2 separate regions of the Mus musculus genome follow, and region 2 is linked to region 1. The links are chromatin loops, found by intact Hi-C in ENCODE. Cell type or tissue: left cerebral cortex. All regions are shown on one strand. Each heading gives the region's core, and the rest is flanking DNA. Links, peaks and the distances in the headings are about the cores only.

Region 1 (7,815 bases), core at 2,038-4,537:
TCAATGAACTTCAGTTAGTTGCTATGCCAACCAGCAGAAGACCTGTCCAGATATGAATTGATCACACGAATAAAAATCTCCCCGAAGATGACGCTTGTTTGGGTTAAGGGCACAGTCTTTGTAACAGCCCTCGACAAATCATACATCTTTTGGCTTTGAATATATATTTGGGGATGACTACCCAAATTTCCTAAGTGTACTCCAAAATGCCGCTTTCTCACCATAGGAAATAAAGAAGATTCTTCTGGAGGAGTTTATCTTTTCTGTTCTTTTTCCTCTTCTGTTGTGTGTGTGTGCGTGCGTGTGTGTGTGTGTGTGTGTGTGTGTGTGTGTGTGTGTGTGTATGTTTGTGTGTGTGTGTGTTTGTGTGTGTGTGTGTCTGTGTGTGTGTATTGTGACTTAGAATTGATCTTATAATTCTCATTTTTACTCTGTCATATTACACATATGCTAGTCTTAACTTTCATCTCTTTCCTCTTTTTGCTGGACTCAAAGCAAAAGGAGACTGAAAAAAAAGAACTATGCAGTATATGCTATAAAGAATGGTGAATTTAAATTCAAGTCCTCAATTTAAGGAAAAAGGTCCCTGGCAAGGGACACAGAGACACTCATATAAATTCTCAAATAAATATGATACTGATTATATTAAATATTTCAACAAAATCTGTATCTGCCTTCGAAAATAAAAATAATACAAGCAAGAATGAACACTTGTTTTCTGAAGAATATTTTAAATTCTAAAACCCTACTTTTCTAGAAAATTTCAAAGGAGTACCTACCCTCAATTTGATTAATCTCTTATCTCTGATAAGAGTGAGTTGTATCTATAATCAAATATTGGACTATTCTTTTTTAAAAAAAGAAAATTCATAGACAGTAAAACAGATCTTAAAATTTAGAAATAGATGGATTCTATATTCAATCATCCCATGTTTCAATTTTTAGGTGATAGTTAAGGGTCAAAGATTCATTTACAAAACAGAAAAAATATATCTACAATAGAATAATATTCACATGCTATCAATTAATTCTGCCCTAAAGCATCACTAAGGATCTGAGTGAGATAATGTGGTGATTACCTATGGACTTTAAGGGCTCCTCATGTATCATTAAAATTACCCATTAGACTTGATAGAAAGTTGACGTATTGGTGAGTGTGGTAGAAGTTGGGGTGATAAGAATTTTCAACTCATTCTCCTTGTAGTGATACAATCTGGTAGTGGTGAAAATACCCCTCCTTCACCTATTTCAGACCATCCCCATCAGTGCTGTGAAACACAAGTCGTATCCATCCTTAAAAGAAAGCTATGTACCTTTGATGTACCTTTGTTTATATCACTGTTTCCCTCCACTCAGTCTAATAAAATATATTAAGTGTAAGATGCAAGAGAAGCATTTTGTAGGAAATTCTATTTCAACCAGAAGAGAAAAGACAGGATGATGAACAAAAACTTATGAGGAACTGTTGGCATTTGGAGGAGGGATGTGAGTGGGGTACACAACTTCTTAGAACACTTTGGTCTCCAACTGTTCTTGGGTAGTTTAAGGTTTCTGTGCAGGCAGCCCTAGGGTCTAAAGTGGAAATCTGTGGGGAGTGAGGGAGACCAGATGAGCTCTTGGGTTTTCATCTTCTCACTTAGTCTTTACACATATCTATCTTACACAATGGAATTCTTCAAAAGACCTTATTTGAAGAATTAGGTGAATTGAAAAAAAAACATAAAATGACCAAGAACAGAAAACTACTGAATGTTTGAGAGCTTAGGAAGGACATTTTCATGTTAGCATGATCAAATGTCATGTTTTCCTGTTTTCATCCTCCATGTTTCATCTTCCAATGTACCCTGTCTTGGTCAAGAACAAACAGTATCTATGGGGAATCTACATGAAAATTCTTGGCTCCTGTCCCAGAACTACCTGAAACAAAAAACTCTGAGGGATTCTCCCAACACCCTGTATTAAAAATAAAATTGTTTATCAGTGTTTTCCTGCATGTTTGTCTGTGTTCCACTTGCCTGGTTTCAGAAGATGAAGAGGACACCGGATCCCATGGAAGTGACATTACCTGGCTGCTAGGAATTGAATGACTTGGTTCCTCTGGAAAAATAGTCAGTGCTCTTAACTGAAGTGCCATATCTCCATGCCTCATCCCAGTTAACATCACATTTATGCATATATGCATTACAAGACCTATGTTGATTTTTAATAAATAATTAAATTTAAGAAAAACATCAATAAAGTTTTATTTACAAAGAAAAAGAAATTAGACAAGATGAGTAGAAAGAATCTACCCATGGTGCTTATTATTGTCAACTTGACAAACTCTTGAATTACTGAAGAGATATCCATGAAGGATTATCTAGATTAGGGTAAATGAGCCCATCTAAGTGTACATAAACACCATGTCATGGGCTATCCGTCATCTTGGGTGGAATACACAGAAAAGATGGAGCTGTACAATAACGTTCATTGGTTTGTTCTGGATGTAATGTGACTCCCTGTAGTCATGCTTCTGCCACCATTCCTGCCTCACTATGATGGAGCACAGACCCTTGAATTGTGAACCAGAATCACTTATTCCTTCCTTTTGTAAAAATAGCTCATCATATCAACAATCAAGTGCATTAACAGGTCTGGCTCTGGGTAAAATTTTTTCCAATTAGATCTTCATCTGCTCCATCTAGTGCCATAGAGAAACTTTAGGCTTCAGTAATAGGGAAAGGCCCATTTTCAAGCTTGATAAGTAGAAATCAAAACAAGGCATTGCCCAAACTATTATAATACCTTTAGAACCAATAAAAACCTTTCACAATGGAACGTCTGGTCAAAAGTGACTATTTAAAGACAGGTAGAGCTAAGTGAGAGTCAATAATTAAGCCAGATCTGTGTTAAATTTCTTCTGGATGGATGCAGTCCTATACTTGTTTTGGTGTGTGCCTAATGGGTTCACTTATCAAAATAGCTATTGTTTATGAATTCTACCCTTCTAGGTCACCAGATGATGCACATCTCAGAATAGTACTCAAGGAAGTGGTAGCCAGAGAGAGTGAGGCAGGGTGATTGAAGTTAGCTGCATTCCTAGAATCAGGCATCTGCAGCAGAGGCTGCCTTCCTGAAATGATGACACATCTGAGTGAGACTGTTCTGGGAGTTGGTTTGTGCCAGAGCTGCAGTTAGACTTTTGCTCAGCTCTAAACCCAGGCTGTAGTCACACCTTCTGTTTCTAAGACGGTGTCCCACTAGATGGCTCCAGCGTGTCTCTCCTGCACAGAAGTCAGATCCGGAAATGTTTTGGACTGTGGTTTGTGATCCATTTCAGCCATTTTCCTCCACAATTGACTACCACTCAACCAAAAGCAATGTACCATTTCCATCATCCCAGAGTGACCCATTGATGGTTTACAAAACGGAAATATCAGTGTTTCAGATTTGTTAAGTGCTTGACTTTTCAACATTCTTAACTTTAAAGCCCCCTTTCAACCTTGTGATTTATCTAAACTGAAATTTTCATGAAACTGAATTACCAAACGCTGTGTGAGTGTGTTTGTGTGTGAGTGTGTTTGTGTGTGTGTGTGTGTGTGTGTGTGTAATGTTGGGGTCATACTATTACTATACATTTATCTAAGCCTTACATTTGGTAAGTAGAGATACTTCTTTTATGAATAGCATAGAAAAAAGGCTTTAAAATGGAAACAGAATGTATTAAAGAAAACATCTTATATGAGAGAAAATTTGACTGCAAAAAGTCAAAGAATATTGGTATTTGAAAAATCTTACAACTCTTATGCACATTTCACTAAACCATATCCCATATGTAAATGAATTTTTAACCTTCTACTTCCTTGACATTTTACATCTGGGTAGAACTGATTTTCAAAGGTTCCTGAACAGATATTTTGCTCCTCGTTCTTTAATATTTTGAAAGTACCTTTTACTAGAAGTCAGTTTGATATACTAATGATATATATGTGAATTTATGAGGCATGGTGGATAACTTGTTAAATATAACACTCAAACTAGTTGTGAAAAAAGTGTTTTGTAAACTTATCTCTTCCTTGTTGAAATAACTAGACCAACTAAGAGTCTGAGATAATGTTTAATCAGTTCCCTAGAGCTGTTCAGTAAATGTCTTTCACTTTCTGCATCATATTGCTTATACTTATGATACCAATGCAGATGAAGACAAAATGGAAGTCTATGTTTCTGAGTCACTGAACCCAAAAATTTTTGGGTTATTTGTCAGGACCACCTGTGAAAAAAATAATAGCACAGTATGGGTGTCACCTGAATTATTTTCCCAGCCGTACCTCTTAGTAGTAGAAATTGGCTCTCTTATCCTTTCACTAAGGATATCTTGCTTATAAGAAAGAACAAAAATAAAAACCTTACTATAGTCTTTCTTCTGAAGTCTGTACACATCTCTGTATTTAGAACCCAGTTAGCTTTGCCTCTTTTCTGCATGCCACTTTCCGCCGTTTGAAGTATTTATTGATTCATAGTGAGTTATCACTAGGCTATGTCTAGACTGCAAATTTTATGAAAGAAACAATATCTAAGCACAAGCAGCTTTCCATAGAATGAACTAAAAAATGAACCTATGAATATTGGTGGGGGGGAACTGTTTTGAGCCTATAGTCATTCTATGGAGAATTTTTACTGTTCTACTTGGCAATCCAATTTCCTTTTTCTTGTATGCTTATTTATCCTTTTTGTGAATGTAAAGCTGGTACAATGTGTATAGTTACCATTGTTTGTTTCTTAGAAAATCTTATATTTTAGAATCAATTGTGAAAAACATATTCATTTTGGAGAATGCTTTATTATATAAAACAATCTCAGGGACACATGAATTTTGTGAATAGAAAAACACTTCTACTTGAAAGATGACATGACCCTAAGTATTATGAAAATAAAAGTGTAGGTTATAGACAGAGGATGGGTATTCTAGAGAGTTCCAAGTTTTATTTATTAAAATAAATTTAAATGAACATTCCTTCTACTTTTTAGATGCCTTCTGCATTTTCTAAGTAGTTAACATGGTAAAATCTAATGACTAAGTCAATTGACTTCAAAGCTTGTGGAAAGCCAAATTGACATTGCTGGGACTGTAAGCTTTAAAAAATATTATCATAACTATTCTTTGCAAATAAAAAAACTTCCAACAGACTTGTTCAAACGTAGCTTCTAAGATGTTGAAAAAAACTCCTAGACAAGGAATCTTCTTGGCTATTGCTATCCTTCTGACTGAATGCATTTCCTGGACATTTTACCCAATCCAAAATATATTCTGAATTAATTATTTAACTTTTTAAAACTTATTTTCTTTCTTTGTTTATTAAAACTTTTTTTTTCAACCCCAGCACTTGGGAGGCAGGGGCAGGCAGATTTCTGAGTTCATGGACAGCCAGGGCTTCACAGAGAAACCCTGTCTCACAAAGAACAAAAAACAAACAACAACAACAACAAAAAAAAAAAGGGAAAAAAAGACACTTTTTTCTTCAGTAGCAAAAATCACAACTTCATCGGTTTTTGCTCTCTCAGTATCCATGATTTTCAAATTCTGTCAGAGATATTACCCAATTCCATTCCTTACTTGCTTCACAACATTCCAAAACTTCAGAATTGATTCTGAGTAGACAAGTACTGTCTTAGTTAATACTGTGTTGCTATAAAGAGACAGCATGCTCAAAGCAAGTCATAAAAATATACAGGGAGGGATCCATGGCTCCGGATACATATTGCCTTGTCTGACATCAATGGGAGGGTAGGTCCTTGGTCCTGGGGAGGTTTGATGCCCCAGCATAGGGGGATGCTGGAGAGGTGGAGCAGGAGTGGGTGGGTAAGGGAGTACCCTCATAGAGGCAGAGGGGAGGGTGGAGAGGGCAGATGTGGGATGGGTGGATTTGTAGAGGGGAAACTGGGAAGGGGATTATCATTTGAGATGTCAACGAATGGAATGATCAATATAAGAAGAAATTTGTTTTGGCGATTACTTATAGTTTTAGAGTGTTCCTCCATGATCATCATAGCAGAATCATATAAAGATAGTGCTGGAGCAGTAACTGAGAGTTTACATGTTAGTCTGTAGGCATTGTACAGGAGGAGGTGGGTAGAAGGGAAAAGAAAAAGAGATTAAGAGAGACTAGGCCTGGCATAGGCTTTTTAAACCTCAAAGCACTAATGACAAACTTCCTCCAAGAGTACACTTGTTCAAACAAGCCCACTCCTCCCAATCATTCCCGGGCAGTTCCACTAAGTAGGAACCAAGAACTCAAACATCATCCTATGAGGATATTCAAATTCGAGCGGTCGCCATCTTGGTCCGGGACCCTCCGAACTTAGGAAATTAGTCTGAACAGGTGAGAGGGTGCGCCAGAGAACCTGACAGCTTCTGGAACAGGCGAAAGCACAGAGGCGCTGAGGCAGCACCCTTTGTGGGCTGGGGACAGCCAGCCAACGTCCGGACCGGAGGACAGGTGCCCGCCCGGCTGGGGAGGCGGCCTAAGCCACAGCAGCAGCGGTCGCCATCTTGGTCCGGGACCCGCCGAACTTAGGAAATTAGTCTGAACAGGTGAGAGGGTGCGCCAGAGAACCTGACAGCTTCTGGAACAGGCAGAAGCACAGAGGCGCTGAGGCAGCACCCTGTGTGGGCCGGGGACAGCCGGCCACCTCCCGGACCGGAGGACAGGTGCCCGCCCGGCTGGGGAGGCGGCCTAAGCCACAGCAGCAGCGGTCGCCATCTTGGTCCCGGGACTCCAAGGAACTTAGGAATTTAGTCTGCTTAGGTGAGAGTCTGTACCACCTGGGAACTGCCAAAGCAACACACTGTCTGAGAAAGGTCCTGTTTTGGGCCTTCTTCTTCGGCCAGGAGGAGGTCCAAATACAAGATATCTGCGCACCTTCCCTGTAAGAGAGCTTGCCAGCAGAGAGTGCTCTGAGCACTGAAACTCAGAGGAGAGAATCTGTCTCCCAGGTCTGCTGATAGACGGTAACAGAATCACCAGAAGAACAATCTCTAAACAGAGTCAACTATAACTACTAACTCCAGAGATTACCAGATGGCGAAAGGTAAACGGAGGAATCTTACTAACAGGAACCAAGACCACTCACCATCACCAGAACCCAGCACACCCACTTCGCCCAGTCCAGGGAACCCCAACACACCTGAGAACCTAGACCTAGATTTAAAAGCATATCTCATGATGATGGTAGAGGACATCAAGAAGGACTTTAATAAATCACTTAAAGAAATACAGGAGAACACTGCTAAAGAGTTACAAGTCCTTAAAGAAAAACAGGAAAACACAATCAAACAGGTAGAAGTCCTTACAGAAAAAGAGGAAAAAACATACAAACAGGTGATGGAAATGAACAAAACCATACTAGACCTAAAAAGGGAAGTAGACACAATAAAGAAAACTCAAAGCGAGGCAACACTAGAGATAGAAACCCTAGGAAAGAAATCTGGAACCATAGATTTGAGCATCAGCAACAGAATACAAGAGATGGAAGAGAGAATCTCAGGTGCAGAAGATTCCATAGAGAACATCGGCACAACAATCAAAGAAAATGGAAAATGCAAAAAGATCCTAACTCAAAATATCCAGGAAATCCAGGACACAATAAGAAGACCAAACGTACGGATAATAGGAGTGGATGAGAATGAAGATTTTCAACTCAAAGGTCCAGCAAACATCTTCAACAAAATTATTGAAGAAAACTTCCCAAATCTAAAGAATGAGATGCATATGAACATACAAGAAGCCTACAGAACTCCAAATAGACTGGACCAGAAAAGAAATTCCTCCCGACACA
Region 2 (7,815 bases), core at 2,706-5,205, 1.7 Mb after region 1:
AACAAATGTAAAGTTGGAAAGTAGACATTTGTTTGAAGCTGATTTAAAATTATTTACCTTTTAAAATTGCAGGTAGGACTCCTCCAGTCCTTTTTAAAGATATACCAGTAGCTTTAAAGATTGTAATATAGTCACTTAAGTTATGATGATAGAAGAAATCATGGTTATATTCAGCCTATAACCTAGGAAGAAACAGAGGGTCTTTAAGGTGGCCCAAGCCTAGCTTCATGCCCTCTATCATCTGTGTTGTAAGATCCTTTGTTTTGATCACATGCTCCACCAAGTTGTCAGTGGGGCAAAGCGAACTGTGAGTGACACTCTGAGAGTGTGCATATATTTGAATAGCCTGACTATCCAGAGCAACAATTTGTAAGGGGACTCTAAAGTAGCTTGAGTTCTGATGATTTCCCTTTACTGAAGGACAAAGGGTAGAAGGAGGAGGCCTTTCTCGCTTGAGCTTTTGAGGTCTTTAAGGGTGGATCTCTGGTATTCTTGGTTGAATTACTATAAGGTATTGAATCTCTGGTTCTTCACTTATAAAACAGAAAGATTTCTGTCAGCAGGTTTTGGAAGCTTTCAAATAGCAAATATTAGTAATTTCACTTTGTTAACCATCAGCCCTTGGTAAATGAATCTCAGTATACACTACCGCCATATATTCAGTACAATAGCCCACTCTGGTGACAACAGACATCTGGGAAAAAGAACTGTTATGAACCTCCTTTCCTCTAGGAAATTTAATGTTTAAGCATTCAGATACAGTCATACAGCAATGCCTTAACAACGATTAAGTCATTCAGATTTCACAAGCATTCACATACAAGGGGTCACAGAAGTTGGGGTGCAAGAGTCTCGGATACCCATTTTTGCCTCCTTTCTGAGTCACATATGCCAATTTTTCACGGTGACTTGAAATCGTCTGTGAATGAATTGCTTATTACAGTGCTAATCACTGGGCCCTGTCTCAGACATACTAAAGGCCAGCCTTAGAAGAAGGAGCCTCTCTTTTAATCCTCAGACAGGTGATTATGTTAACAAGAGGCTGTGGCACCGTGCTCAATACTGCCCTCTTGTTCTTTTATATTTTTTTCTAAAAAAAAATAAAATAAAATGAATAATAAAGGTCTGTCTGCCCTAGCCTTTACTTATTGGCTGGATTAGAGGGGCAACGTTTAACAAAGCAGCAATCCAGGTAGACACTTGGCAGAGTTTATCATACAGCTAAATGAAAGTAGCCCTCCAGAACCTAGTCATGTAACTGATCTCTCATAGGTTAAAAAAAAAATCAAACAACCAAACAAAAACGGTCCAAAGACCACTCTCTGCTCTAGAGGAAGGGGGCTTAGTGAGCTACCCACCCCTCACCCTAAATCCTGGTTAAGTATATATACATATATATATTGATGTGTTGTTGCTGCCTAGATAATGACAGGCTTGGCTTCTGTGTGCGTGAATTTGCTAGGACTGGAAGTGAAAACATCTACAAAGCATGCAATGCCCTGGAACGGAATTCTTCTAATAAAAGATGTATCATTTTAAATGCGCGGAATTCTGATTCTGGTAATTCGTGCACTAGAGTGTCTATTTCGAGGCAGAGGAGGTATCATATGACAGCTCACGTCAAGGCAGCGTGGAGCCCTCTCGTGGACTCCCACCCACTTTCCCATTCACCGAGGAGAGGACTGCTCTCGCTGCCGCTCCCCCCACCCACCCCCGGCGAGCTAGCATGAAATCTCCCAGCCTCTGCCTAGATCAAATGGAGCTTCTCGCTGAAGGCGTGCGAGTATTACCTCCGCCATGCAATTTCCACTATCAATAATTTAACTTCTTTGCTGCAGAACAGGAGTACATATCGGCCACCAAAGACTCGCCCCCTCCCCCTTTTAACTGAAGAGAAGGGGAAATATATAGTAAGAGTCTAGAACCTTGGGGACCGGTCTTCCCCAGAGCAGCTGCCTTGATGTTTACTTTGACAAGTAGTGACTGAAAAAGGTGGGTTTCTTTTCTTTCTCTTTCCTCACCCCCCCCCCCGCCCCCGTTTGGTCTGCTGGGAAGCATATGGCTTTAGTGAGGTCTGTTATTGCCTAGGCTTCCCGGCTAGAAGCAGTAACTTGGTGTAATGCTATCCGGGGTTATTCATTAATAAAAAATACTGTTATTATCTTGATTGAATTCTATTAGGCACACTCCGGAGAGGTCAGGGCGCAAACTCTGGTTAAGCCGATGTGTTTAAGGTAGCGGAGTAAACCATAACCCCGCACACTCTGTGTAGTTTCATTGTGTGTTCGCTTTTTCTAGCTTTGTGGTGCGGGAAGGTGCGGGAAGGTGTGTCTGGGGCCGGGGCCTGGGGGTGGGGGTGGATGCACGCCCTCTCCCACAGAACTTGGGTGCTGGGATGGAAAAGATGGGGAGAGTTGCAAACCAGGGGAGAAAGATTTGAACGTGTGAGACTCACACTCGCTTCCTCCTACTCTAGAGCACATTGCGGGGAGTAGGGTGCCTAGGAACCGGGATTCGACCACCCCTCCTAGCAAAGGGCACCCTGCGGAGACCGCAGAGGGCAGGCACAGAGCTTTGGGTTTAAGCAGCGAGCTCCGGGGAAATGGAGAGAAGCCAGTGCAAGGCGATCAGGGATACCCCGAGGGCTTCCGAGGGCTTCCGAGGGCTTCCGAGGGCTGAGCCCCCGCAAGGAAAAGGCGCGTCGTCCCCTTTAAGCAGCCACCCCAATGGGTATCGGTGGCGCGGCGGAGCAGGGAGGGGATAGGGGCGGCGCTGTCTGACCAATCGAAGCTCAACCGAAGAGCTAAATAATGTCTGACCCCAGTGCCTGGCTCTGGCTGAGCTCTGGGTGCCCGTCGCTGCTGCCGTGCCGGGGCGCACCCGCTGGCTGGCTGTCGCACGGTTCCCAGTGCGCCCGGGACTCCCGGGCTTGGAGAAGGAAACCGCCTGGGGCGGCGCGCCACCTCCGCCTGGGAGGCTTTGATGAGACCCGGTTCCTTCAACTGCCACCACTGCCTTGGGGCAGACGAGAAAGCGCACGGGGCCCAGGGCAGGGCGCAGGGACCAGAAGCGTGACAACAATGTGACTCCACTGCCGGGGATCCGAGAGCTTTGTGTGGACCCTGAGGTAGGCGACTGCGGGGCGTGGGGCTAAGTGCGAGAGCCAGAGGCGCGTGCGCCCGGGAAAGTTGGCTAGGGGACTGAGAAGTTGTGGGACTGCAGAACTCCGGCTTCACCTTCGTCCCGGGACAGCGGAGGGGCGGGCTTGCTCCTGGGGAGCGTTCTCCCGGGATCCCACGACTCTGAGGGACAGTGCGACCCCAGGAATCCCTTCAGTGTGAGAGAAAAAGCCAAGGGAAGAGGACGACTTGCGCCATGGGAGCTAAGCCTGCGTCCCGGGGATCCCCGAAGTCCTCCCGCAGACGAGGAAGGGTGGTGAGAGAGATATAGAGCGACAGCTGTTGGGGGCTCAGACGGATGGCACCGGGACAGGGCTGGGATGAGAGCCCTTACCACCGGCTTAGGCACTCTCCACGCAAATTTGGACCGGGGTGGTGTGTAGTCCGAGAATGGGTCTTGGCGCCTTCTGTCCTCATCTCTTTTCCTGGGTATCACAACAGGCTGTTCACTGTCACCTGCTCTCTAGGGAGTACTACCAAAGCTTACTTACAGGTCCAAGGTCAACGTTTAACTAGGAAAACTTGGGACCCTTCTTATCGCTGGGGCCTGAAAGGGTCTGCGGAACTCCAGGACAGCCTGTATCCGACCCTCTGTCCATCCTGCGCACCTCCCTTTGGGCATCCTCCTGAGGAAGTGAAAGTTTTGACTTTCATCCGGGAGTAGGTTGGGTGTTTATGGAGGATGAAGAGGCTAGTTTTGATTTCCAGGGATGCTGAAACAGGAAGAGCAATGGATAAGCGACCTAAGCGTAGAAAGAAATAGCTGAAGATGGGGGCTTTGTGCTTGATGACAAGGAAGAAGGGGAAATTGCTGCCGGGGGTGGGGGGGGGGTGGTGTTGTTCCCCCCGGGGCTGCTGAGGGCGGTGAGCCACAGGCTGTGAGTTTGAGTTTGAACTGGTGTTTTAGTGAAAACAATTCGTGAGTTGGGGGTGGAGCCTGGGCTAGGAAACTGGGGATGGGGACTTGGGGATGGGGGGAGCCGGAGGGAGAGAGGGAGGATCCAAGGAGGAGGGAGGGGAGGGCCAGGAGAGCTGAGCTAGGAAGGTAGAGGGTGCCCTCTTCTGGCCACACTGGCAAGAGTAGCTGCTGGGGCTCGTCGAATGGGGGCGGGGAAGTGTTTTAGGGGCAGTTTTGCTGGTCGTTATGGGGGTTGCGAGTAGAAACTTGTTGAGTGGCGTTTTGAAACAGCTTCCTGAAGATGTGCGGCTCGGTTCGGAATTTTGGCTTGTTGCATTTCTTTCCTTGAGTTGCCGGGGTGCTTTGAGATACCATTGACTAAGTGCTAGGATTTTCTTGATCTTACTTGAGGGTCTTCCCGGCATCCTAAAATATCCGTCTTCTCAGCGTCAACAACAGCCTTTTAGCCCCTCTCACAAGAATACAGGATGTTCTTGTCTGGAAGTATGTTTCTGCCTGTTTATTAATCCTTCTAGAACTTATCCTTTTTTTAAAAAGAAAGCGATGTATAATTAGGAACAGTAATTGTTATCTAATTGTATATGAAAGGCTAAATGACTCCCCCTTCCCAACAATTGGATCAACTTACTGAAAAATATACCCCTCTTTTAATTCTTCTCCAAAAATCGATTCTTTTATACATTAGTTATAAGGTCAAAAGCCATTTTGATCCTTCGATTGATTTTTGTTTTGTCTTGTTGCATTATTTATTTATTTATTTTATTTACGGGTTTGATTCCTCTAAGCATCCGGGCCCCTGTAAGTTTGAGACACTATTTTCAGGTCGGAGGTATCTGAGGTTAGAACAAGAGCGGTTCAAGCTGTTACACACAATAGGCTTAGTCAGGCGCAGAGGATGAAATAACATTAGGGAGCTTTAAAAATAATTACTGCAGTTCACTGATTTTTCATAAGGTTTGGAGGTTTTGGTTTGTTCTTCCTCCCCTCCTCCCCAAGGCAAGAGAGAGAGAGAGAGAGAGAGAGAGAGAGAGAGAGAGAGAGAGAGAGAGAGACTTGTTGAAACGTAATCTCTACTGGAATTTGAAATATGGTAGTTACCATTATTGGAATTCCAGAATCATAAAGTTGTTTTCTGTTCCTCTTCTATGTTATTTTGTAAAAATGGGATAAATATTGGTAAATATTAATAGTAAATACAACGACACAGAACACACGTTGTATAGAGAACTGTTTTACGTCATTAAAATTTTCCTGTTTATAAATGATTCAGGAAGAAAGAAATAATTCCCAGATAAACAAGACTGTTGTGCATGACGTAGACATCTTGAAGCATTAGACCATTGCAGACACACTTAGACATAACATTTTTTAAAACAGACTAACAGTAATTTTTCACATACTTCTAGAGTCTCTCACAGCCCATTCAGAGCTTAGTTTGTAGTTTGGAATCATGCTTGTTTTAGGGTGCTACTTAAGGTCATTTGAAAGGATTGCAAACCTTTATGCATCCAGAAATTAAATCATTTAGGAAATCTGGTTTAGGATGCCTTGAAAGTATGCACCCTTTTAACTGCATACAAGAGGAACCTAGAAAGTGATCATTTGCCTAAACTGCAGCCATGGTTGCTTAAATCTCCTAAAGGTCCCAAGAGAGAAAAGGAGCTGGGTTACTTCTAGTTCATCTTGACTCGCTGGGAGGGAGAAATCATATTAAATGTAAATGCAAATTTCTAAAATCCTAGCACAAAGTCTTGGATTTTCTTTTAAAGGGGGCACCATTAAAATATAAGCTGTTCCCAGCTTCCTGTAATGTTTTAAGAGTCCAATTCTTTTTAATAGTCCCAATAATCTCATTTCTTCCGAATATAAATAGCTCTGGGTTGTAGCTTGGCACACGGAGCAGGCTGAGCACGCCCACCTGATAGTATAGCAACCAGCTTGTTTTTATTCTTTTTTAGATTCATCTTTGAAGCCTTTAGTAAAATCCATCTCCCCCTTCCCCCCTTCTTTCCCCACACTCCACATACCCTATATGTTGTAAATTGTAGCACAGTTGGCAGATTTGGGTTCTATAGATGTTATCTTCTAATCACCAAGAGAATCTGAGATGCACGACATGGAAGGAAAGGTCACACACAAGTAGTTCATTAAGAATTTAAGGTGTAGGAATTTAGTCCCGGAGTAGAGCAAAGAGCAGTTGTGGATTTTCTGAATGAAAACAGAACACAGCAAGAGGAGGGCAGCTAAACCTTTGACTGTTATGGAAGACACACTCCTGCTGCAGCAGTTATAGTGTACTGATCTCCTGCTAATGGTTAAAACACCAGCCTGTGTTTCTCTCCTTGTGGGGACGGTTTCCGTTTGTGTGAGGGGGCTCTTTTGGTCCTGTGACAGTGAGTATCTCTTTTTAATGGGGTAATTGCTCACTTGTCTCAACTTGTTTTCAAACAATTGTTATGAAGCACTTCGTTTCCACTAATTGCAAAATTGCTGCTTAATTGAAGGACTCTCAGCCGCCTAGTGCAGCCATTCAGCCACTGGCAGGCTCTGTGAGCTCAAGCTGTGAATTGCATTTTAAAGAGGAATCAGAAGAGAGTTTTGCAGAATTCCAACTTGAAAATGCTGGCTGTTGTTCACTGGAGGCAGAAGGAGCCATTTGAAGGATAATCACATTAAGTTGCATTATGATAAATTTTCTTTATTAGGATGGATAACATGCCCAGATGGGCATCAGAAGTGAATGAGTAGACGTATTGGTTACACTCTGGCCTCCATTTATTCTGTCTAGTATGGAGTAATGCTAAGAAGTAAATGATGTTGGCAAATGAAATCCGTTTGTCACTGGCATTGGGGAGTTAACCCTTGGAAACATCACTAAAGCTTTAGTACTTTAAAACTTAGGGAAGTGCATCCTTAAAGCCCCTCCATCTTCCACTTAGGGATGAGATTATTAATCCTAAATAATTTTACACTTGATCTTAGCCAAAAGGCCTAAAAGCAATAATCCTAAGTAATTTTATATTTCAAAGAATTACTAAACTTCCATCACTCTATCACAGGAATATGAAAACTTCAGAAAGTTATGGACCCAATTACTGAATAATGGAGTCATTGTTGATAGATTTAAAAAAAAAATGACGAAACTCAGTAGTTGCATGGGTATTTGAAAATTGTTAAGGGGGAAGGGAATGCTATCAGATCGATAGGTAGATAGATAGATAGATAGATAGATAGATAGATAGATAGATAGATAGATAGATGAAAGAAAGAATGAATTACAAGCAGTATGGCAAATTTCATTTATGTAAGTACCAAAGTGCAACTACAAACTCTGAGACACACCTTTGGTGAGGTAAATCTGACCAAACATTGTGGATGGCTATGGAGTAGCTAGTTGTCCTGAAGTTTCATTTATACATGGCCTGAAGTTCAAGGATGGTTACATTTGGAGAGCGAGGGGAGTAACATAAATTTACAAGCTTCAGTGGCAGGCATAATAAAGTAAAAGGTTATTTCCAAAGTTCCCAGAGAGTAATGAATGTTATGTAGTTTTCCCCAAAGGTTCACTTGAAAGAACTTTTCATTGGTTGTCATGGTCGTAATGTCCTGATTTTGAAAGCTTACAGAACCTTGGCGCTTTTAAATCTGCTTTCATCTCAGTTGCTTTGGTCTGACTGGGATTTTATGACGACCTTCTGTGGTTTTGATATGCCTCCA

The links. A loop is a pair of places that touch in the nucleus more often than their neighbours do. Peaks named below come from ENCODE experiments on the same cell type or tissue, not always from the same donor. Only the 100,000 strongest peaks of a DNase experiment are listed, where the experiment ranks them.
Region 2: a loop joins it to region 1, with 4 times the contacts of the local background. A loop is called at or near these places in 7 of 42 quality-filtered maps.

The regions. Positions count from the first base shown.
Region 1 is chr2:107,970,517-107,978,331 of GRCm38, forward strand. No RefSeq gene overlaps it. Among named protein-coding and RNA genes, the nearest start is that of Gm39904, 51 kb to the left of the region's middle. In left cerebral cortex, for the core only: a CTCF peak has its summit at 3,246 (motif pointing right); a DNase peak (open chromatin) is centred at 3,197.
Region 2 is chr2:109,690,783-109,698,597 of GRCm38, forward strand. Bdnf (brain derived neurotrophic factor) reads left to right here and starts at 2,781. Exons shown (of 2, transcript NM_001048142.1): 1 at 2,781-3,127. In left cerebral cortex, for the core only: a CTCF peak has its summit at 4,247 (motif pointing left); DNase peaks (open chromatin) are centred at 2,907, 3,562 and 4,240; H3K4me3 peaks cover 1,898 bases; H3K27ac peaks cover 418 bases.